2 separate regions of the Homo sapiens genome follow, and region 1 is linked to region 2. The links are chromatin loops, found by intact Hi-C in ENCODE. Cell type or tissue: IMR-90. All regions are shown on one strand. Each heading gives the region's core, and the rest is flanking DNA. Links, peaks and the distances in the headings are about the cores only.

Region 1 (11,175 bases), core at 1,697-9,696, 810 kb after region 2:
ACATCTTTAATAGAAGACTTGTAGATAAAGAAAACAGGATGAAGCCTTATGTTTATTCTTGCTATCATTAGGTACTAGAATAACACTGTTTAATTTATACATTTGAGCCACATTATAGCATTCCAAATGGAAATATTGGAATCATAAAAAAGCAACTGTTCTTTTGAGCTATTTATTATTCTCTTATTAGCAAGGTTGCCTGATTTTTATTCTAAAACTATATTTATTTTATTCCACTTTTACTGCCAATGTAAATTAAATGTGTGTTTTTCTTTGCATATATTTAAATTTTATTTTTGAACACTTGTGCAAAAAATACTATAAAATCCCATTAACATTAATCAGGTCCACATTTCTCAAATTCTTATCTGCAATAACATTAAGTTAAATATGTATGTACATGTGTATATTTTGGATTGTATCCATAAAGTTTTAGAAAGTAAGAAATTGGCCACAGGGAGGCAAAACTAGATATTTATATCAATCCTATTATTTTACTGCCTCATAGAAGGTCCAACACAATATAAAATTCCTGTTCATCTTCAGCAACCATGCAAATATTTGTGTGAAGCAACCTAATCAAAAAGCACATATGCATTTATTAGGTGTTCATGTATTTTTACATCGGCAAAGTTAGAAAACCAGAGGTAAGAGCCTCTCTACATTAAAATCCTCAAATGTTAACTAGATAAAGGCTGGCTAATTTCCCCCTCTTGATTTATTGTTATAGTATTTCTTAATGTTTTATTGCTTTTATCTTGTAAAATGAAATGTAATCATATGTTACTTTGTTTTTCTATTGGGTCTTAGTTAACTGTGCCAACATTTAAGTGAGGGCCCAAATTTTCAACTGGCCTCAAAAATTATGCCTATGAATTGGGGCAGTCCAGAACCAATCGCACTTACCCAAATAAATAAGGTTCATCGTAGTCTGCTTACTAAACATATATTGTACAAACATTTGGAATTAGATAAGCTATAACTAATTCTTTTTTTTTTTTTTTTGAGATGGAGTTTTGCTCTTGTTGCCCAGGCTGGAGTGCAATGGCACAATCTTGGCTCACCGCAACCTCTGCCTCCCAGGTTCAAGCGATTCTCCTGCCAGCACCTCCCAAGCTACAACTAATTCCAAGATTAGGACTAGCAATATAGACCTATGCTCTGAATTTTCTTAAAAATATTGGTGAGGGGTGATGGGAGAGCAACCCTATATTCCGCCATCATTCTGTGAACAGCATTGCTTTTCTTTCAAGTTTGATTTTTATAGTAATTTAATCACCATAATTGGTGGGCAAACAAGAGGTGATTTATGTAATTCTTGTGGGTCCAAAGCCAAACAGATGTGGTTTTCTGTTCTCCTAAAGTAATTTTCCACATTGGTCTTTAAAGGTGGTGTTTTAGTGGTTGTTTTCCATGCTGGAGAGAGGGCTGGCTCTCCATGGAAGGTGAAAGCGGGCGTGCACAAGCTCCTGAGCAGGACGTTCATGGCCTTGCCTGCCTCTTTTGGCCCCAGCACATCACACCCTAAATCCTCCTTTCTGGGACTTTGGAAGAGGCATGAAAACTTTTTGGCTTTCAGCTTCCCCACATACAAAATGAAGGGATTGGATTCAAAATCTAATATCTCCTCCAGCTCTAAATCCTATGAATTCATCATATTAAAATCCTGCAATTTAGATAATTATGTTCCATGTAGTTTGATTTCCAAACAGTAAACATGACAAAAACACATTAAAGTCCATTGTCAATTTCAGCTTTAACATGTGTGAATCATTTGAACTAAGGCAGATTTTTAACATGTAATATTCACTAGAGAATTGCATAAATGTTTGTTTGGAAATTAATTTGACATGGGTATGTCTTCTCAGTAGAAACCAAAAATCAGTCCAAAAAAACCCTCAAATTATTAATGAAATACTTAATGTGATGCAGCTATTTATTTGGTGCTTTAAAATTAGAGAATTAATATTTTAATGTGATATATAGGGATACTGAAATTTCACATTTTGTTATTTTTAGCTTAAATAATATACCACATTTATTATGAAAGAAATTAACTTTTCTGATGACACATAGGCCACTCAAATATTCTCTGAGTTTATCTATTTTAACGAATTTCAATTTCCAACCCAATTGCTTATTATTTTCTGAAGTAGCTTCCATTTAAAACACCCTCTCCAGATATCAAAGCTCTGACTTCACTCAGTCACTTTTCCTATTTGGCAAACCTCCAGAGAATTTGTCTCAAGGTGAAATTTTTTAAGAATAGACATCAAATCCAAAGAAATTCTTTTTAAACAATTGTTTCTGTCACATTAGTAACCCCGGGAACTCAGTCACATGAATATGCCTTGTGCATCCTCCTCCTCTGAGCTAAACAAAACAAACCTGTAAACAACAGAACAAACATTTGGAATCAGACAAGCTACAATTAATTCTAAGATTAGGACTGGCAATACAGACAACAGAAATTCATAGCCAGGCTGTGTCTTCCAGAGATGAGAATGCTTTCTCTTTTTCTAGAATATAGAGTCCCTTTAGACAATAAGGATCTTATTAAAATGCAGATCCTTATTCAGTATATCCGGGGTTGGACCTGAGTCATAATTTCTAACTCACTGCTCAAAGTTCCAGAGCTTACAACATCAGCACCTCAGAGTTTGTTAGAATTGCAGACTTTCAGACTTTCGGGCCAAGCCCAGGCCTACCTTGGCAGACTCTGCATGTATAATAACAAGATCCCCAGGTGATCTGTATGAACATTTGTGTTTGAGTAGCACTCGTCTACCTCAGTTTAGGAATTATTTCCCAATGGGTTTTGGTCAACACTAAAGTTTGCTCCCACACACACTAGTCTAGAGTGAGTGGATTCTTCCCCTCATGTACTTGAAACGCATGAAAATCCCTGCCAGACAGGTTGACCACAATCCAAGGACAGCTGAAATAACTGGTTCTCTGACGTCACACCAACCTGAACAGTTCCTAATCAAAAAGTAAGCTTGAGCAACTTTTCTGTTAGAGCGGTGGTTCTCAAATCTGTCTACATATTAGAGTCACCTTTAAAAAGAGCCTTTAAAAAGATCAAAATGTAGATCCTACTGTGAACCAATTAAATCACAGTCTCTAGAGCAGTGGTTCTTAAATTTCTAAATATCTGAATCACTGAAGGAGTTGTTAACACACAGATTGGTGGACCCCAAACCCAGTCTCTGAGTCAGGGGTCTGGACCAGGGCCTGAGAATCTGCATTTATGACAAGTTCCAAGGTTTTGTGTGTCTGTGGACCATACTTTGACAACCACTATTCAGGAGTTGGCCCTGAAGAGTAGTATTTTTAAAAAAATGCCCTTCGTGAGAGTTTAATGTGCAGCCAAGTTTGATAACCACTGTCCTACAGAAAGATGAGTCTATAAAAAAATCATATTAGTTCCCTAACTCCGTGTGAAATGTGTTTCATCACATTAAATCACACACACTAATGCTCAACCAGTTTCGGCACAGACTATCCATGGTTTCAAAACGTTTTGGCAACAGGAAATGTTCACTGGGATTTTTGTTTAAATGTGTATTTTTTTTACTGCTAGTATGAAAACTCCTCAAAAGCATGGGCTGTTTTGAATGCACCTTTGTCCCCACAGGTACTACGCACAGGGGCATGGCACATAGACATGTTCAATAACTGTAGAATTGAATCTGTTTATTGTCCACCCAACACCAGCCACCTGGAGATGGACATACGCTCTGTTGAGAAAAGGACAAAATTGCCTGAAATTTTCATTTTTCACCAAGCTGCCTTGACGGCATATAAATGTAATCAAAACTCCTGAATGTTGACACAAATATTAGACAAGCAAATTATCTTCTCACAGCCCATTCAGTCAGTGTGTAAATGTGATATTCTCAATGGGAGCCAAAACTTGAGAACTAGCACCATATGAGGAAGGTGAGAAGCCTAGTTCAAGCAATCCTTGCACGGGTAATGGAGGGTCACAGTTTGACAAGGTGAGCATCCCTCCCTGTATGAGTGAAATGAAACACCTAAGGTAGTAATAAATAAATAAATAAATAAATAAATAAATAAATAAATAAATAAATAAAGCTAAAAAGCAGTATAAATAACAAAACGGAAAACAGGATGAAAAGGGCAACACATTACACAAAAATGGATCCGGAGAAATTAGGACTGACTGAATAATTACATTTAATTATCAAAATCTTAGTGGTATAGATTGATTCTTACAATACGCAACATGTAGATTCAATTTCAAGACCATGTTGATGTCCATCAAACACATTATCCAATGTGTATATTAGTTTGCCCTGGCTCCTAAACTTTGGTAACACAACATTGCAGCATTGCAAAATATATCTATCTAACATAGGGTAAATGTTAAATAAATGTTTGTTGGGTCACATTGCACAATCAATGCTAGTGAATAACACTTCCTAAGGTTTTCAGGTAGCATGAGCAAAAAACATCCAGTATTTGTCTATTCTTTTGAGGACAATAACAAAAGAATATCAGTAGCCTTGCCTAGAGCTTTCTGCAATGAGGGAAATGTTCCATATCTGTATTGTACAATATGGTAGCTAGTAGCCACATGTTGAGCAACTGAAATGTGGCTAGTATGACTGAGGGTCTGAATTTTTAATTTATTCAATCTTAATTAATTTTAATTTAAATAGCTACACATGGCTGTTGCCTACCTTACTGGACCTCCAGAAACAGGGACGAATGCCAGAGCATAAATGCTTTAGGCAGTTTCTGTCATTCTCATAACCGTGTCCAAAATCTGCCTCTTGCTCCACTCCTTGGATTCATCAGATCAAAAATAAGACAAACTTAAAAAATACTCCAGTTAATTTCCTATAGAATAACAACACAGAGGCTTCCAATGTGAAATCCACACTCTTTGAAAGGCCACAGACTCCCTCACTTTTATAAACAGTCCCAAAGTAAAAGCAATCACAATGGCCGGCAGCTTTAGTATTTATAAATCCCAGTCCTTCGGACAGAGGGAGAGGCCCTTTTAAAGCCCAGACCTCTTTAGAGACTTCCAATTGTGCCACCCAGTGGCAATACGGTTGGTTGAATTTCTGACTCCAGCAAAATCCTCTCTGGCCAAGGAAGAATCCTGCACCGTCAGGATGATAAGCAGTAAGCAGTCAGGTAAGACAGTGACGATGATGGGATGGGGGACCTAACCTGTCCATTCACACTGTGACTTTGTCACATGTATTTCCATCTTCAGTCAATCCATGCTTTGTCTTATAGCCTTTCTCAGAAGGAATATAAAACACCAGTGATCATCATCTTGGTGGGTTATTAATTGTGTTTAAGATTCCAGAAGATTGTCTCTGAATTCCTTCAGCCGGATGCATTTACATTTACATTACAAGAAATGTATCTCCCACTCATCAAATTTTATATGAAGGTGCCGGATGAGTCTTTGCCTTTGATTAAGAATTTTTTTAAATAGAACATTTAGTGAGCCAGAAACATTTGGTAACATCATTTTCTGAGGATTTAAAAACACTTCAACATAAAATCAAACGCAGATGTATAATTTGAGAGTTCATGAATCATTAGTTATGTACATTTATAATTACGCTAAACCTAAATATTTGAAAAGCCACATTAGTTTCTGGCTATTGCAGCTAATTCTCGGGTAAAGAATTTGAATGGCATTCTAGTATTGCATTTTACCTAGACTACACTGTTACAGAATTGTGTGTAGGATTAGTTGATTTTTTTTCAATTTAGAATTTCCACTCATGGGAAAAATACTCAATATGAAATATAGCTAAGCTTCTTATAGATGTAGGTTCCAAGAAACAAATGTCTAAGGAACAGAAAGTTATATAGAAACTGAAAATAGAGGAACAACACACACTGGGGCCTGTAGGAAGGTGGGTGGGGAGGAGGGAGAGCATCAGGAAGAATTGCTAATAGATGCTGGGCTTAATACCTAGGTGATGGGATGATCTGTGTGGCAAACCACCATGGCACTCGTTTACCTATGTAACAAACCTGCACATCCTGCACATGTACCCCTGAAATTTAAATAAAATTCGGAAATAAAAAAAAAGGAACTGAAAATAACCAGTTCCATACAGCATTCACTGTGATTTTAAAGTAAGCAGATGGCGCACCTCCGGCTTCCACAACTCAAGAGGCCCCAAGACTGTACTAAGTTTGGCAGAGAATCTTGCTGGAGCTCAAGATCTAACAAAATGTAACTCCAGGGGACATTTTAAAGTGATAGGAGCTGCAAATCTTCCCTGGCACAAATGCAGAGAGAGCAAGCTTAAACCTAAGAAAATGACATGAACACAACATTGGCCCACTTAGCAAGCGTTGATACTTTTGTTGGCAGTCCTAGCAGAAAGACAAAGACTGAACAAACACAATTACCCAGATTGGCACTAGGTAAGTAGTGCAAAGACCTTTGTTACTTCTTGAATTTTTTTTTATTTTTTTATTTTATTTTATTTTTTTGAGACAGGGTCTGTTTCTGTCACCAAGACTGGACTGCAGTGATGTGGTATAGTCCCAGCCTCCAAATCCTGGGTTCAAGTGATCCTCCTGCCTCAGCCTCCAGAGTAGCTGGGACTAGAGGCCCACACCATCAGGTCTGGCTATTTCCTGAGGATCTTGAAGTCCTTCTCAGAAGGGCTCCGCTCCAGTTTCTCCATTGTCATCCCCAGAGCCTGTTCTCAGCACACAATGGGAACCTAGCACATTTGTTTTTTGACAGTAAATCAGTCCTTCATTGACTCTACCACTTACTGTCTGTGTGTCCTTGGGCAGGCCACTTTCTGGAGGCTTATCTCCAGAGAAGTCTATGAATCCAAAGAAGGTACAAACAGTCACCAGAAGTATTTTGGATCTTGGGACAACCCTTGGATAAGTAGAAGAGGGAGATTTTACCAGACATGAGGCTACGTGCCAATTCTGAGTTTAGGTGAAGAAGCATATACTATAAGAAACAAGATTTGAGGTGGAGGATTCAGCTAGGAAGTCTTCCCTGAGGCCCCCAGGCGCCCCCTACTGTGCACCTTGAACATGCTTCTTTCATAGCCCTTATCTTACAGCACAGCAATTGCTTGTTTACTCCTCTGTCTCCACCAAACAAAAGTCTTATCTCAGCCATATTTTTATTCCCCACATCTAATTTAGTCACTGGCCCATAGAAGGTGACCAACAAATGCTCGTGAAATATGTTAATATGATTCAAAACACTGTCATCTAATTTCTCAAATAGCAACATCATTTGAAAAGCTCACAGTCTCTCCTTAGGATGTATTTTTTATTCAAAATAGAAATAATTTATCAACAGGATAAAACATTCAGAATTTTGTGACTAAGTAGAAATATAGCTGGAATATTCTGGCAATGGTGTAGCTGAGTCAGAGAAAAATACTGTAGCTATTAAGGAGAGACTCAGGAGAAAAATAGAAGACATAGCACAAAAGGAAGGAAGGAGAGAAAAAAGGGAGAGAAGAAGGGAGGGTGAGAAAGAGAGAAGGGAAGAAGGAAGGAAAGAAGGAAGAGAAAACAAAAGAAAAACAAAACAATCTCATTTATGGGCTTCAATTTTTTAAAATCCTGAATATAGTATTAGTAAAAAGAACCCAACAGCATTTTAAAATAATTAAACCATAACCTGGTTGAGGTTATTTTGTGAAATGCCAAGAAAGACTCAATATTAGGTGATCTGTTGATTTAATTCATCATATAGTTGCAGCAAAAGAGAAAATTCATGATCCTTTTTATAGATGCTGAAAAGATATTTGTTAGAACTCAATATCCCCACTTTTTGTTGTTATAAAATATATATAATACAAAACTTACCACTTTAACCATTTTAGGTGTACAGTTCAGTGGCATTAAGCACACTGACAGTGTTGTGGAACCCACACAACAATCACAAAAATCATTCATCTTCCCAAACAGAAACTCCATACCCATTAACATTAACTTCCAATCCTCCCATTCCGCAGCCTGTCTCTACATCTCTATGAATTTGATTACTCCAGGTACTTCTGGAAAGTGAAATCATACAATATTTTCTTTTTGTGACTGGTTTATTTCACTTAGCATGTCTTCAAGGCTCATCCATGTTATAGTATGTGTCAGACTTCCCATTTTTTAAGACGAAATAATATTCCCTTGTGTGGATATACATTTTGTTTATTCATTCATTCGTTGATCAATACTTGGGTTGCCTTCACCTTTTGGCTATTGAAATAATGGTGCTATGAACATGGGTGCACAAATAGTTGTTCAAGTCTTTATAAGCCTTAAATATTTTGGGTATGTACCCAGAATTGGAATGGCTGGATCATAGGGTAATTCTACTTTTAATTTTTAGGGGAACTGCCATACACGAAGACATGAAACATGACACAATGTTCAAGTATACTTGAGAGATATAAGTTAAAATGACACTAACCATTCCATCTACATCAAATCATCCTCCATCCATGCATCCACCTCTTTATTTATCCAGTAAACATACGTTGCATGCCTACTGTGTGTTGTTTGTGACTTCTGTATGAGACTCTGGAGGGAAGAGTTCTGGACTAGAAGACAGTAGACCTGGATTCTATCTAGATCCAGCCCCTGATCTGCCTTCTCCCAACACTGCGAAAGCATTAAGATACAATTTTCCACTTTCAGATTAGCAAAAGTCAAAAAAGGCTGTCATACTTTTTTTTTTTTTTTTTTTGAGACAGAGTCTCGCTCTGTTGCCCAGGCTGGAGTGCAGTGGCACAATCTCGGCTCATTCCAACCTCCACCTCCCAGGTTCAAGCAATTCTTCCATCTCAGCCTCCCAAGTAGCCGCGACTACAGGTGCCTGCCACCACACCTGGCTAATTTTTGTATTTTTAGTACAGACGGGGTTTCATCTTGTTGGTCAGGTTGGTCTCGAACTCCTAACCTCAGGTGATCCACCCACCTCAGCCTCCCAAAATGCTGGGATTTTAGGCATGAGCCACTGCACCCAACCATGGCTGACATACCTTTAACATGCTATGTTATTACATGCTATGTTAGGGTGGATATGAAGAAATAGGCATTCTCATACCTTGTTGGTGGAAAAATAAATTAATACAGCCCCTGTGGAGGGCAACCTGTCAGTGTTTATCAAAATTGAAAATGTATGAATATATCCAGAATTGGAATTGCTGGATCATATGATAGTTCCATTTGTAATTTTTAGGGAAACTGCCACCCATGAAGACATGAAACATGACACAATGTTCAAGTATACTTTTTTTCTTGAAATGGAGTCTCACTCTGTTGCCTAGGCTGGAGTGCAGTGGCGTGATCTCGGCTCACTGCAACCTCCACCTCCCGGGTTCAAGCAATTCTCCTGCCTCAGCCTCCCAAGTAGCTGGGATTACAGTGCATGCCATCGCGCCCAACTAATTTTTGTATTTTTAGTAGAAATGGGGTTTCACTATTTTGGCCAGGCTGATCTCGAACTCCTGACCTCAAGTGACCTGCCTACCTTGGCTTCCCAACATGCTGGGATTACAGGCATGAACACGGCACCCGGCCTCAAGTATACTTTTGATAAGAGAGATGTAAATTAAAATGACACTAAATCATCTACATCAAGTCAGCCTCCATTCATCCATGCATTCATCTTTCCATTTATCCGCTAAATACATGTTGCATACCTTTTGACTCAGTGATCTCAATTCTAGTAATTTATTCCCCTGTCGCTATGCTAGTGTATAAGAAAGGTGACATTTATGCAAAGTTATCCATTGCACTTTGCTTGTAAAAATCAAGGCAGGAAACAAATCCAACCATAGAGAACAAGTTAAATAAATCATGGTACATCTATGCAATGGAATACTAGGGGATCATTAAAAAGAACAGGAACATTTCTCTTTGTGCTGCTATAAAAGAATCTCCAATAAATATTATTATTTGGAAAGCACATGTATATAGTATGTCACTATTCATATTAAAATAAAATAAAAAACAAATATTCTTTATGTTTTTGCTTGTTTATGCATTTCATATCTCTGGAAGGACATAAAAGAAAACTGGGGACCGTGGACACCTATGGGGACTGGAATGGCACCTGAGGGACTGGGATGGGATGGAGGATTTTTACTGTGTATCCTTTGTACTTTCCTAGTTTTTGTAACCTGTGACTATGTTACCTATCATTTTATTCATTGTTTTAAAAAGAGGTATCCATCCTGATACTGGCCTAAATTACCAAGAGAACTGGCATCCACATTCAATTGCTAAGACTACAGTTTTGGGTTAAATAAATTTTTCAAGTTGATTTTTTCCACACTGTTGTCAAGACAACCTTCCCTTTCTCCACAATATTGAGAGAATTAGGTGTCAACCTGGCATCTAGACAGAAATAGCTGCTTAATTCCAAACATGGATGGGTTAGGAAGGCCAGAAAGTTATTGTTCTTATAGATTCATGTAACACCTTGTAAATACTTTTTGCCCAGTGGGGGTTCAATAAATGTTGCTGACTCATCGGTCACAGGGAAGCAATATTAACTCAGAAGGACTAACTGAAGTCATTTAATCAGAAAATCAATTTCATTTTCCTTGTCATGGGGAAAATATTTCTGCTAAGTCAAGAAAAATGTAGAGTTAATTATTTTGTGTCAAGGAGTCAAATGGAAAGCCAGGAGTTAAAGTGTTGAGAACAAAACAGTTGCAAATCAATTTGCTTTGCATTACAGTTGGCAGTCTTGGGCACACTTAGCCACATATGGAAGACATGTTTACTATTTCAAGAATATAGTATCACTTTACAGTGCTTAGTATTCAAAGTCCCACATTGTATTGCTTTTTTGTAATTTTTGAGCAATTTCTGTGCCAACATTTGGCACAAGGGGTACTAGAACCCTACAATAATTGCAAACTTGCTTCCCTCCCTCTAAGCTTTACTTCTTGTGGCCCTAAGACCATGATTGTATCAGATATTAATCTAAAACCCAACCACCAAATGGATTTTATTGAAGCTGCTGTAATTCCACCACCAGAAAACATGACAAATAGCCAACCTGTCACTGAAGATTTATGTTTGGTTTTGAAACCCATTATCTTTCAGGAAATATTGCCTAGTATGATTCACTGAGTAGCAGCAGTTTCATATAGCCCAAGGTTTTTCGATATTGATTTC
Region 2 (11,175 bases), core at 1,055-9,054:
GGTGGTTTTCAAGTTACGTTGTTTCTCCTGGTACTATTGAGTTATATTTTCTTGACTTTTCTTTCCTGCTCTCTCAACTACATGGCCTCTGACATAGTTCACCCCAAAGCAGCCTGTGGTGGGATGTGGTCAGGTTGGGGCATGTAAGAAATGGTGAAAAATTCCAGATCCTTTGTCGTTGGGCTCACAGTAGCCGTCAGCCTGTCGTCTTTTCTGGAAGGCTTTCTTGGCCCCTAGAGAGGGCTTCTTATTTCTTCGTCAGTGTTGTGTTGAGTGAGGCAAGTGAGATGCCTAGAGCTTGCAATGCAAGGAGACACTCACCCTGAGGGTCATACAAGTGCAAGGTCAGCACTGGAGCCTGAGCACCCTCCAGTGTCTTGCTTGGTGCCTCCCATAGGTAGAGCCCAACTGGGAGCCAGGTGGAATCGGGTGGTCTAGCCCATAGGGGTCTGCCTAACAGGGCACAGAGCGGGATGGAGGAGAGTGATAATAGGCCTTCCCAGTCTCTTAAACTTTATGCCTTTCAGAAATATTCTGTATGTGTGCATTTTTTATATCATATCTATTGATGTCATTGAATGCAGTCATTTATCTGCAGTAACTTCTTTATATTAGTTTTCTCTTGCTGCTATAACAAATTGCCACAAACTTAATGTCTTAAAACAACGCACATTTTATTTCACAATTCTGCAGATTAGAAGTCTGACACAGGTCTCCCTGGGCTGAAATCAAGGACCAGTAGGGTTGTGGTACTTCTGGAGGCTCTAAGGGAGAATCTCTTTTCTTGCCTCTTGCAGTGTCTAGAGGCTGCTCGCATTCCTTGGCTTATGGTCCCTTCCTCCAGCTTCAAAGCCTGCAAAGGCAGCCTGAGTCCTTCTCACAGCACATAATCTCCATGGTCATGTTTCCTTCTCTGACTCTTGTCTTCTACCTCTGTCTTCTAAAAGGACTCTTATGATGACATTTGGGCCACCTGGATAATCCAGGATAATCTCCCTATTTTAAGGCCAGTTGATTAGCAACTTTAATTCCATCTGCAACCTGAATTCTCTTTTGCCCTCTAACCTAACATATTCTAGGAATTAAGACACTAACATCTTTAGGGAGTTATTATTCTGTACAAAATGGATACTTGAACATTTGCCTAGATTATTGAGTCTCGATATGTTTTCTCTCAGGGATTCTCACATGTTATTGCATACAAGAATTCTCTGACTTCCCCCAGAGATTCTGACTTGTAAATTGGCAGAAGCCAGCAGGTTGCAGAATTACCAAGTGAACCATTCTCTGTGAAACCACTCCAGCCTATGGGCCACTACCCTCTGCCTGAAGCTCCTGGCTGAAAAGTGACCAACACGCCTTTTACCAGAAAGAAATGCCTACAGCAGCCAAACCCAGACAGAGGTGATGTGTTTCCCATGTTGAGGGTTGAAATGAGGGGAGTGAAGAGACCTGTGCAGCCTGTGGAGGTTGGCTTCCCTAATCCAGCTTGCGGATTCTCTAAGAACTGTTAGGACTGCTTCCCCATCTTCTTTCCACTCTAGTCCTCCTCCCCCACTCTAGCTGGAGAACTCCAATTCCTTACTTTCCCTTCTGCTTTGTTACTTGTTTTTGACACCAGTCAGTTCCTTGTTACCCTCTGAATGTTGAGTCTTCTTTGGTAATGATCCAGATTTGTAAAAACAGGAACTAAGGGTGAGAGAAGAGATCAGATGGAAACAAAGCAAAAACCCAGTTTTTTTCTTTCTCAGGTTGCCTCTGGGCAGGTGAACAGCTATGTCTAGAATGTAGGTGGTGCTTTGGCACCGTAAACCTGTTCATGGAAAGGAATTTAGTTTGCATGCTCTACTGGTTGCCAGACTGAAGTCTGAAAACCCCCTTCATTAAACAATGACTGGACTGTTGGTTTTTGCTTTTTCCCCTTAATTAAATGAAAACCTAGCTGTGCATCCCCTGACCAGGTTATGTTCTTTTGAGTCCAGTACTGTAGCCATAAACACAACCTAAGATGATCCCAGGAGACACAACGGGAAAGAATGTCTTTAAGTGTACATGGTGTTCTGGTGAGAGTGATAGATGAAGCTTCGGGAGAAGAGGGGCAGAGATGAAAAAACGGTACCCACAGATGGGTACCACCATGTGGCAGCCAAGATAGATTGTTCCAAGAACCTCTTACCAGGAAGCCCACATGCAGAGCCAGATATCTGAGGCTTCTGGCTATAAATTATGGAGTCACACCAGTTTGGGTGAAGGAGATAAAGCAGGTGTGACAAGAAGAAGCAGTGGTCACTGAGACACATTTGGCAGAGATATTAGTTCATTGTCTGTCATAGGGAAGCAGCTGATATTGTCACCAGGGGAGAAATGACCCCTTTAAAAAACTGAAGGTAGAGAAAATAAGAGATCCAGGAAGGATGGCACACTTGTCATATCCTCTGAGTATTTTTTGGGGGGATGCTGTTTCTTAAATTAGTTTTGTTTTCCTGTTATTGCTGTGAGACTGCCCTGTTATTGTATACAAATCAGTGCAGAATAAATTCCAGAACTTGAAATTGGTGTGCAGTGGGAATACAACCTGCAAGAGAAAGGAGTAGGCATTTTGCATGGGATAAAAAGTATAAGGAAACTAGCAGAAATGTAGCAGTTATAGCTGCTGGTAATTGAACACTGACTATGTGCTAGGCACTGTGCATTTTCTTATCTAATCCTTACCTGAACCCCATGAGGAAGGAATTGTTATCCTCATTTTATAGATGAAGAGATTAAATAATCAGCCCCAAGTTACTCAACTAGAAATTGGCAGAACTGGAATATAAAATTAGGCCTCCGATGTGGAAATCCTTGAGCTTGGCCGTCATGTGTTAGATCCAGAGAAAACGAGTCATGGAAGGCACTTGAGTATAGTGGCCAAGACTACAGTCTCTTCGGTAAGTCAGGCTTGGATAGAAATCTTGGCTTCGCTGCTTAAGCTAAAGGTGACCTTGGGGAATTTCTTAGTGTCTCTGAGCACTGGTTTCCTCATTTTAAAATGGGGACCAAAATACCTACTTGGCAATGGTTTTGAGACAGAAGAGATAATAAGGGAAAGCATTAGAGTGGCACCTAAAACATAGTAACTATAGTTGCTATTGTCATTATTTCATTATGATTACGATTATTATGGTTATTATTACTTTTAAAATTATTAACACAAATAATGTCAAGAACTAAACCAGTCACAATTTGAGAGGTTACAGATGACAGCAAATAGAGGGAAATTGTAAATTAGAAGGACCTGAACCCCAGCCATCAAGGTGGATTAATTGCTACCAGGTCAGGAAATTACTAAGTGAAATTGGGATTTTTTTGCACTGAAGAAGATAAAAAAGACATAGAGATTATTACTCTTTAAAGTCAGCATCCTTCTCATTGGAAAAAAAATAGCTAGTATTGGACTTTGCCTTATAGATGTAGGAACATAGATAATTCATTGGACACATTTAGCCAAAACCTGCAGATCAGTTACCTCAAATGCCATGGAGCCAAAACCTGGGGCATTTAGAGTCAGGCCTAGGCCCCTTCACGGAGGACCCCACCTTGATCCTCAGGCCAAGAGGAAAGGCCCAGATTCCTGGATTTGAGAATCTAGTGTCTATGAAAGATCAGGATTACACTGCTGAGGCCCGTGAGGTGCTGGGGCAACCTACAGGAAGGGCTCCCTCTCAGGATCCTGCAGGCTGGGCCCTGCTGAATCAGATACTAGGATGATCAGATAGCACAATCAGCAGTCAATTGGAGAGAAAATGAACCGCTCTAATGCTCCTGGTCCAAAACAAAAGGCGTTCTCTCTGGCAGTAGAAGAGCATGTCCCAGAGGTGCCTGGAAGCCAACAGAACAGCCCTTCCTGGGGGTGAAGGCGTGGAATCAGGCCCCACCATACTTCAGCATGGTGCCATGTACACTCCCTCATCTGCACATCTGAACTTCTCCAGTAACACAGTTAATGTGGAAGAGGACAGGAATTCCCAAATGTGCTACTGCTCACCAGAAATACCTGGAGAGCTTTGGAAATATGACAGATCTCCCAGCTCATTGTCTAGCTGCACCCAGCAGAGATTCTGATTCTGCAGATCTGGAGAGGGCCCAGGGATCAGTGTTTGTAATGTGCTCCACAGTGGTCCCAGTGCAGCCAGTCAATGGGCTGGAATTTGGGAAAAGAGATCTAGAGGTTTGGATACAGGGATTCTAATTCCAAGTCTGCGATTCCCGGCTGTATAACTTGGGAGATGGCATTCGTATTCTCTGGGCCTCAGTTCTCTCATTTAGAAATAAAGATGTTAAACCTAGTGGATTGCTAAGGCTCCATCCCAGCATTACATTCTGTGGTTCTATAGTTAAGTATAAAAATATCCAGTAACTCCAAATCAGGATGTGGATTGAATGAAGGAGCCCTTGAACGTGTGGCCTGTGTGGTAGCCAGCCTTCAGGCTAGTTCCCAGTGCTCTTCATTCATCCCTTGGTGTATGTGCCCTTGGGCAGTCCCCTCCCATACTGAATCAAGGCTGGCTTTGTGACCAACATGCTAGCAGAAATGATGATGTTTGACTTCCACGGCTACCTTATAAAGGGCAATATTACTTGTGCCTTGGTCTCTTGAATCTTTCAGTCTGAGGAAAGGATGCCATGTTGGGAGGGCACTCAAACAGCCCCATGGCTGAGCCTCTGTGGAGAGGAAGTGAGGCCTCCACCCTCCAGTGGGTACCAACCTTGGAAGAGGTTCATCTAGTACCAGTCAATCCTTCTGATGACTGCAGCTCTGGCTGATTCCTTGACCACAGTTTATGGGAGACCCTGTGCCAGAACTGCCCAGCCAGACACCCTCAAATTTCTGACCCACAGGAATCCCGAGAGATCAAAAATTATTATTGTTGTCTTAAGCCATTAAGTTTTGGAGAGATGTTGTGCGGCATTAGATAACTAACATAGCTTCTTGTCTTGTACTTCTAGGCTGTGGCTGTGAGATCTTGTGACAACTAGCATATACTCCCTGCCTGGGGGAAGGATGAGGACATAAGGAGTGGGGATTACTATGCGAGCTACTTTTAATTTTTGTTTTTTTTTGCCTCTCAGCTCCAATTCTACCCTCTTCCCTGTTCTGCCATAGTAGAGCTCTCAGCATTTCTCCTTTGCAGCAAGCACAATATTAAGCTTTGTCAGTAGAGGGTGCTGGAGAGACATTGCAGGAGGAATTTGTCTTCTCTTTCTGTGCCTATGTCCTGCCTTTGGCTTTTTCTTGGCCCCACTGCCTAGTCTGTCAGCAGTGTGTTGAGGTGGGGGGTGGGGACATCCAGTGACACTCTGCCTTAGCTATGCACCCAGACCACCAAGACTCTTAGCAAGATGATATCCCTGGCTCTGTCCAGGTGATCACCTGGCTGTGGCCCTCCCAGTATGAACACAATATACCCTAGGCCTTGCCGGTGAGCAGGCTCCCTACAGCCCTGCTCTCTCTGCAGCCCTCTCACTAGCCTTGGCCATTTGCACCCCAGAGGGTCGTTCCCTTGTCCCTCCCAGTGTGGACACCGTGTGCTCCAGGCTGTGTGCAACCTTTCAGGCAAGCAGGCTCCCAGCCTCCTGAGTCTCTCTGTGTCCACCTGCCAGTCACAGCCCACCTGTTCCTATTTACCCAAGGATGGTTGACCAGCTTTGGACCAGGGTACTCAGTGAACTTCTCAGCTACTCAGAAGGCTGCAACCATACCTTCTCCACCGAGGTCTGGACAGCAGCCTTGGGAAGGGTCCCCTCCCTAACTTATGGGCTTGTCCATCTGTGAGCACTCTCCCTAGCCCAGGGCATTCTTTGGAATTCTCTTTGTATATGTATGTTTAGTTCTCTGTAATAATGAATACTTCTAGGTATTAACATTTCCTTGTTCCTTAGTGGACATAGGAAGCCTACCCAGCATTCTGGTCTTTGGCCAACACTGAGGATGTGGCTGTGGGAGAACAGGCCCCTCTGGTGTTTCATCTTCACTTTTGCCCAAGGGTGTCTGTGATACCCATGGCTGGCTGGGGCCAGAGTAAACACTGGAACTTGTAACAGAATTAAAGGTGAATGTTTCCAAGTAAAAAAATAAATTAAATAAAAAATTAAAATGACTCTGTGGTTTTTGACTTCTGATTGGGCCTTAACTGATGCAGGTACCATTCTAAATCTTTCTCCAGCCCTGAGACACCAAGGGCTGGACATGTGGTCTGGCCTAAGGAACGAGTAATAGAAAAGCCTCGGGAGGAAAGGCAGTCAGTCTTTCTGTCTCAGCCCTATTCTGTCTGAGACCACAGGATTCCCTCATCTGTGCTTCATTCTTCTCCCTTGACAGATCAACATGCTTTGCTTCTCCAGGCACTCGGCCAAGTATGGCCAACCTTTCATTTCCAAGTTTACCTGTCCTTGCATCATGTAGCCAGCAGAGATTAACTAGCACCCATGGCTGCCACAGTCTGGATCACGTCTTCTTCCTTGGTCCAGTCAGCTGAGACTGAAGGTGCTGGGTATTAGCCATGATATAAACATGGCTAGCAGGCTAGCCATGGATGAATGGAGACTCATTTCTTAGAGAAGGGGACATGGACTGGACAGATTTATTAAAATATATCTCAAAATGTATCTAACACAGGTGGATACAAATCCACCAGCAGTGCAACAAAGATTTGGAGATCACAGATAATTGTCTTCTTCAAACTGACTCTATTTATCTTCTCTTTGCTACGTACTTAATGGCATCAGAGATATAGAAGAATAGAGGGTGTCAGAGACAAAATAAAAAGAAAGTAGCTTAAGGTGATGTTATAGATCACCACCCATAGGTATAGGTATATTTGAACACTCTGCAGAAACTTTTGCATGCCTGATTTCCTTTGTGGAAATGAAATAACATAGAGAGAAAGTAACTAACTTTTGCATCAAGAAGGGAAAGTAAGGTGTCTTCTCCACACCTCCCTGCATCCGCCCACTTCCCTATTCCTTATAAAGTATAACTTTCTGGCAGGAGGCACAAAGAGAATAGCCATAACTATCTCATGAAGGAATGAGCCAGGTAGAAAGGTTAGGAAGGAGAAAGTTAGGATTCTAATGGGGTGTAAGCTGGTACAAATCAATGAGACAAGCCAAAACTTGATGAGAGTCAGGAGCTTCGGAATGATGCAAGAAGGCCTCAAAACAAAAAAAGATTTTGAGGCTGGGTGCAGTGGCTCATGCCTATAATCCCAGTACGTTGGGAGGCCAAAGCAGGTGGATCACTTGAGGTCAGAAGTTCGAGACCAGCCTGGCCAACATGGTGCAACCCCGTCTCTAATAAAAATACAAAAATTAGCCAGGGGCTGTGGCAGGTACCTGTAATCCCAGCCACTCCAGAGGCTGAGGCAGGAGAATCGCTTGCACTGGGAAGGTGGAGGTTGCAGTGAGCCAAGTCGTGCCATTGCACTCCAGCCTGGGTAACAAGAGTGAGACTCCATCTCAAAAACAAAAAACAAAAAAGATTTTGAAAAAATTAATTTTCTGTATGATGGTGCCATGGCAGCAGTCATAGTAAAGGAAGATTTGGTGAGTAGTCAACACCAACCACTTGAAATAAAATTTCTTTGAAAAACATGAATGTCTTTAGCAACTTGTGTGTATGTGTTGAGTGTGTGTGTGTAGAATTAAAATGTTATGTACCTATTTAACAATTCTAGTCACAAAATTAATTGCTTTAAATAAAAAGCTCTGCCTTGATTAATACCATTAGTGTAGCAGCTAAAGTATTAGCTGAACTGGGATCTGTATGGCAAAATGGGAGTCCATTTAAACATACTTGTGGGAATTTAAAGACATTTACTTGGGGTACTAATGACTTCAATTAAGGTAGAACACATTACTTAAACCAAGCAAATGATCAGCCTCTGCATATAGAAGTGTGAAGAGGGCCTTAATTAATTTACTAATTGCACTTCTCATCTTAAGCAGTGCCATTGATTTGGATCTGTTAGTGGTTTAGTTGCTGTTTTCTCTAACCAAGCGTGGCATTCCTTATTGGAGATAGGAAGAAAGGGGTGCTAGGGATATGTAACCAGTCCTGAAGATTGGCAGATGCCTGTCTACTTTAAGTGACTTTCCGGTCCAAAATGTTGCCCTAACACTTGTTGAGATTCCTAAAATTTCCAAGGGTCACTCCAATAAAGTCCTCTTATAAAACACAATCATGAGGCTGGGTGTGGTGGCTCATGCCTGTAATCCCAGCACTTTGGGAGGCCGAGGCAGGCAGATCATGAGGTTAAGAGTTCGAGACCAGCCTCACCAACATGGTGAAACCCCATCTCTACTAAAAATACAAAAAAAAAAAAAAATAGCTGAGCATGGTGGTGCACACCTCTAATCCCAGCTACTCAGGAGGCTGAGGCAGGATAATCACTTGAACCTGGGAGGTGGAGGTTGCAGTGAACTGAGATCACGCTATTGCACTCCAGCATGGGCGACAGAGCAAGCCTCCATCTCAAAAAAAAAAAAAAACAAAACAACAATTATGTTTCTTAAAAGTACTGAAATTGGCAAGTTTTTAGCACCCCCCCCCCCCCCCCAGTATATTAACTTACTGTTTCAGTGATAGGCATATGGTCTGAGCAGAAGGTTATCTCTATTCTCTCTTTCTCTCTGATGCAAAGGAGGGCCTGGGGGATAAGGGCTGATGGAAGATGAGGGTGGAAAGGAAGACTCAGGGCAAAGGTGATGCTGTCCAGGGAGGGTATATCAATCTGGGGAACAATAGGGCAGACAGGATTTAGTACTAGTTTTGTTTCAATGAGTTTCACTTTCTTTGAATGACATTCCATTAAGACATGGAGTAGATTTTTCATCATCATTGTGAATAAGCAATGGAATTTGCTAATGTGAGAAATTGTGAAATTCCTTTTTGTAGAGATTCTGGCAGAATAGATAACTTCTCTCTTTCTGGGCCGTTCCTTCTGGAAGAAACCCTGAGGAAAGAGTGTCCAAGTTCATGGGTTGGTCACCAGGGGTCGCCAGAAGAATCGAAAGGGCTTCTGAGGCAAAGCCATAGTTGCTTCTTGTGCTCCAATAAAGGGCCCAGGTTTGTGGGACCCGCGGGCCGACCCTCTTCTGTTGCTAGGGAGACTTCTCACTTAAGTATTTAGGATTCCTTTGTTCTTTCTTTAATATTTAGAACTTTTTTGTCCGTTCCCTTTTAATCATCAGTTCTTGCTGCAGGACTTTGACCTTTAAGTCATTAGTAGAGGTTTTATTTTCTTCTTAAATATGTAGTATGAGGGAATTACTCATATTTTAGATCTCAGCTCAAATGTTACCCTACCACCAGAGGCCTTCTTTAAGTACTTAATCTAGTGTCTCTCCATTCCTCTTTCATATCACTCATTTATTTAGTTGCTTGTTTACTGTCTTCCCACACCAGCAGAAAAATCATCAGAGCTGACACTTAAATAGATGTGCCAGGCACTGTTCTCAGTGCTGTGCATATATCGACTCTAAAACTGCATGAAAACCTTAGGAGACAGACATTAATAGTATCCATATTTTCAATCAGAGGACGCTGAAACACAGAGGAGTTAAGTAACTTGCCCAAGGTCACAGAGCTACAAAATAGCATAGCTGGAATTCAAACCTTGGCATTCTGGCTCCAGAATCCATGCTCGTAACTATAAAGTATTCTGCCTGCTCATGGGTAGGAGTTGGTCTGCATCCACAGCCTTAGACAATCCCTGTGAGTAGTTGGCGTTGTATGTTAAATGAATTAATACATTGTGGTAAATTCGTAGAGTGCATACTGTTGAGCAAAATAATGATATGTATTGATATAAAGAGATCTTCACAACATATTGTTAAGTGAATAAGCATATATAGAGTATAGCCTGGTTCTATTTTTGGAAAAAAAACGTGTGTATGTATATTGCATATATAATAGCTATAGGATATGTCTATATGTGTATGTGTAGAGGAGGACCATAGAGAAAAATCTGGAAGGGTAAACATAAGCATCTCCATGATCATCTCTAGGAAGTAGAATTTGTCGGGGAAGAGGGGCTGTTAAAAATACCTTCACTGAAGAAAAAAAAAAACCTTTAGTTAAGAATAAGTACTGTTTTTATAATAGAAAAAGTTTTAAGAAAAATTTTAAAGCTTTTTTTGTTTTGAGACGGAGTCTCGCTCTGTCGCCCAGGCTGGAGTGCAGTGGCGCTATTTTGGCTCACTGCAAGCTCCGCCTCCCGGGTTCACGCCATTCTTCTGCCTCAGCCTCCCAAGTAACTGGGACTACAGGCGCCCGCCACCACGCCCAGCTAATTTTTTGTATTTAGAGACGGGGTTTCACCGTGTTAGCAAGGATGGTTTCGATCTCCTGACCTCGTGATCCACCCGCCTCAGCCTCCCAAAGTGCTGGGATTATAGGCATGAGCCACCGCGCCCAGCCACATTTTAAAGCTTTTGAAAAAAATAAATGCATTAATTGTCTTGCTTCATACACTCTTGAATTACAACTTCAATATGGTAAATGTTTTTAAATTCCTGAATTTTGTAATGCTGTAAATGAACTAAAGTGGTCATTTCTTCATTCGGTCTTAAGTATTGCAATGTGGTTTTGTTCAGGAAGTCTTTTATTCTTTCCAAAGTTGAGAGTTGGCTAAAGGCTGCATTCTCACAATTGACAGCTGAATATATCACCCTAAGGATTGTCACATAATAACCTCATGCCATTACTGTGGACATAATTAATATTATACTGCATATCATGACATTTGATGCCATATTATATTACAAAAGTCTGCATGCTGTGACACAACTGACTCTTGGGGTTTTGGCATTGAACACATATACTTTTATTTTCCAGATCTGACTTTTATGTTTTATTACAGATAAGGGTGACATTAGTTCACAGGTTGGTTGGCCCATCAAAGTAGAAAGATGTATGTGTGGGCTTTTCTTTAAAAACAGGCTTCTTCCAGGGTTATTGAGCCTCATTCACCTCCTCCAGGAAAGTAAATCAGGAGCAAGGTCAGCTGAGGCTGGAGGTGTGTACACAGATCTTGTTATTTAAGCATTCCAAGAATGCAGTGTCCTGTGCTTCAAAGTTGCATAATAAAGATATTTGGCACTGAGGTGTTTGACTTGACTTTGTAGTGTGGGCTCTCA

Evidence for each region. Peaks named below come from ENCODE experiments on the same cell type or tissue, not always from the same donor. Only the 100,000 strongest peaks of a DNase experiment are listed, where the experiment ranks them.
Region 1: it touches region 2 in a loop (21-fold over the local background); 2 of 110 quality-filtered maps call a loop at or near these places.

Annotation. Positions count from the first base shown.
Region 1 is chr7:28,292,973-28,304,147 of GRCh38, reverse strand. It overlaps a transcript of CREB5 not described here. Among named protein-coding and RNA genes, the nearest start is that of CREB5, 110 kb to the left of the region's middle. RefSeq lists an enhancer at 10,441-11,175. In IMR-90, for the core only: CTCF peaks have their summits at 5,076 (motif pointing left) and 7,055 (motif pointing left); a DNase peak (open chromatin) is centred at 5,047; H3K27me3 peaks cover 143 bases.
Region 2 is chr7:29,100,600-29,111,774 of GRCh38, reverse strand. All of the region lies in intron 3 of CPVL (carboxypeptidase vitellogenic like), which reads left to right. Among named protein-coding and RNA genes, the nearest start is that of CPVL-AS1, 26 kb to the right of the region's middle. In IMR-90, for the core only: CTCF peaks have their summits at 5,198 (motif pointing right) and 9,023 (motif pointing right); a DNase peak (open chromatin) is centred at 5,204; H3K27me3 peaks cover 719 bases.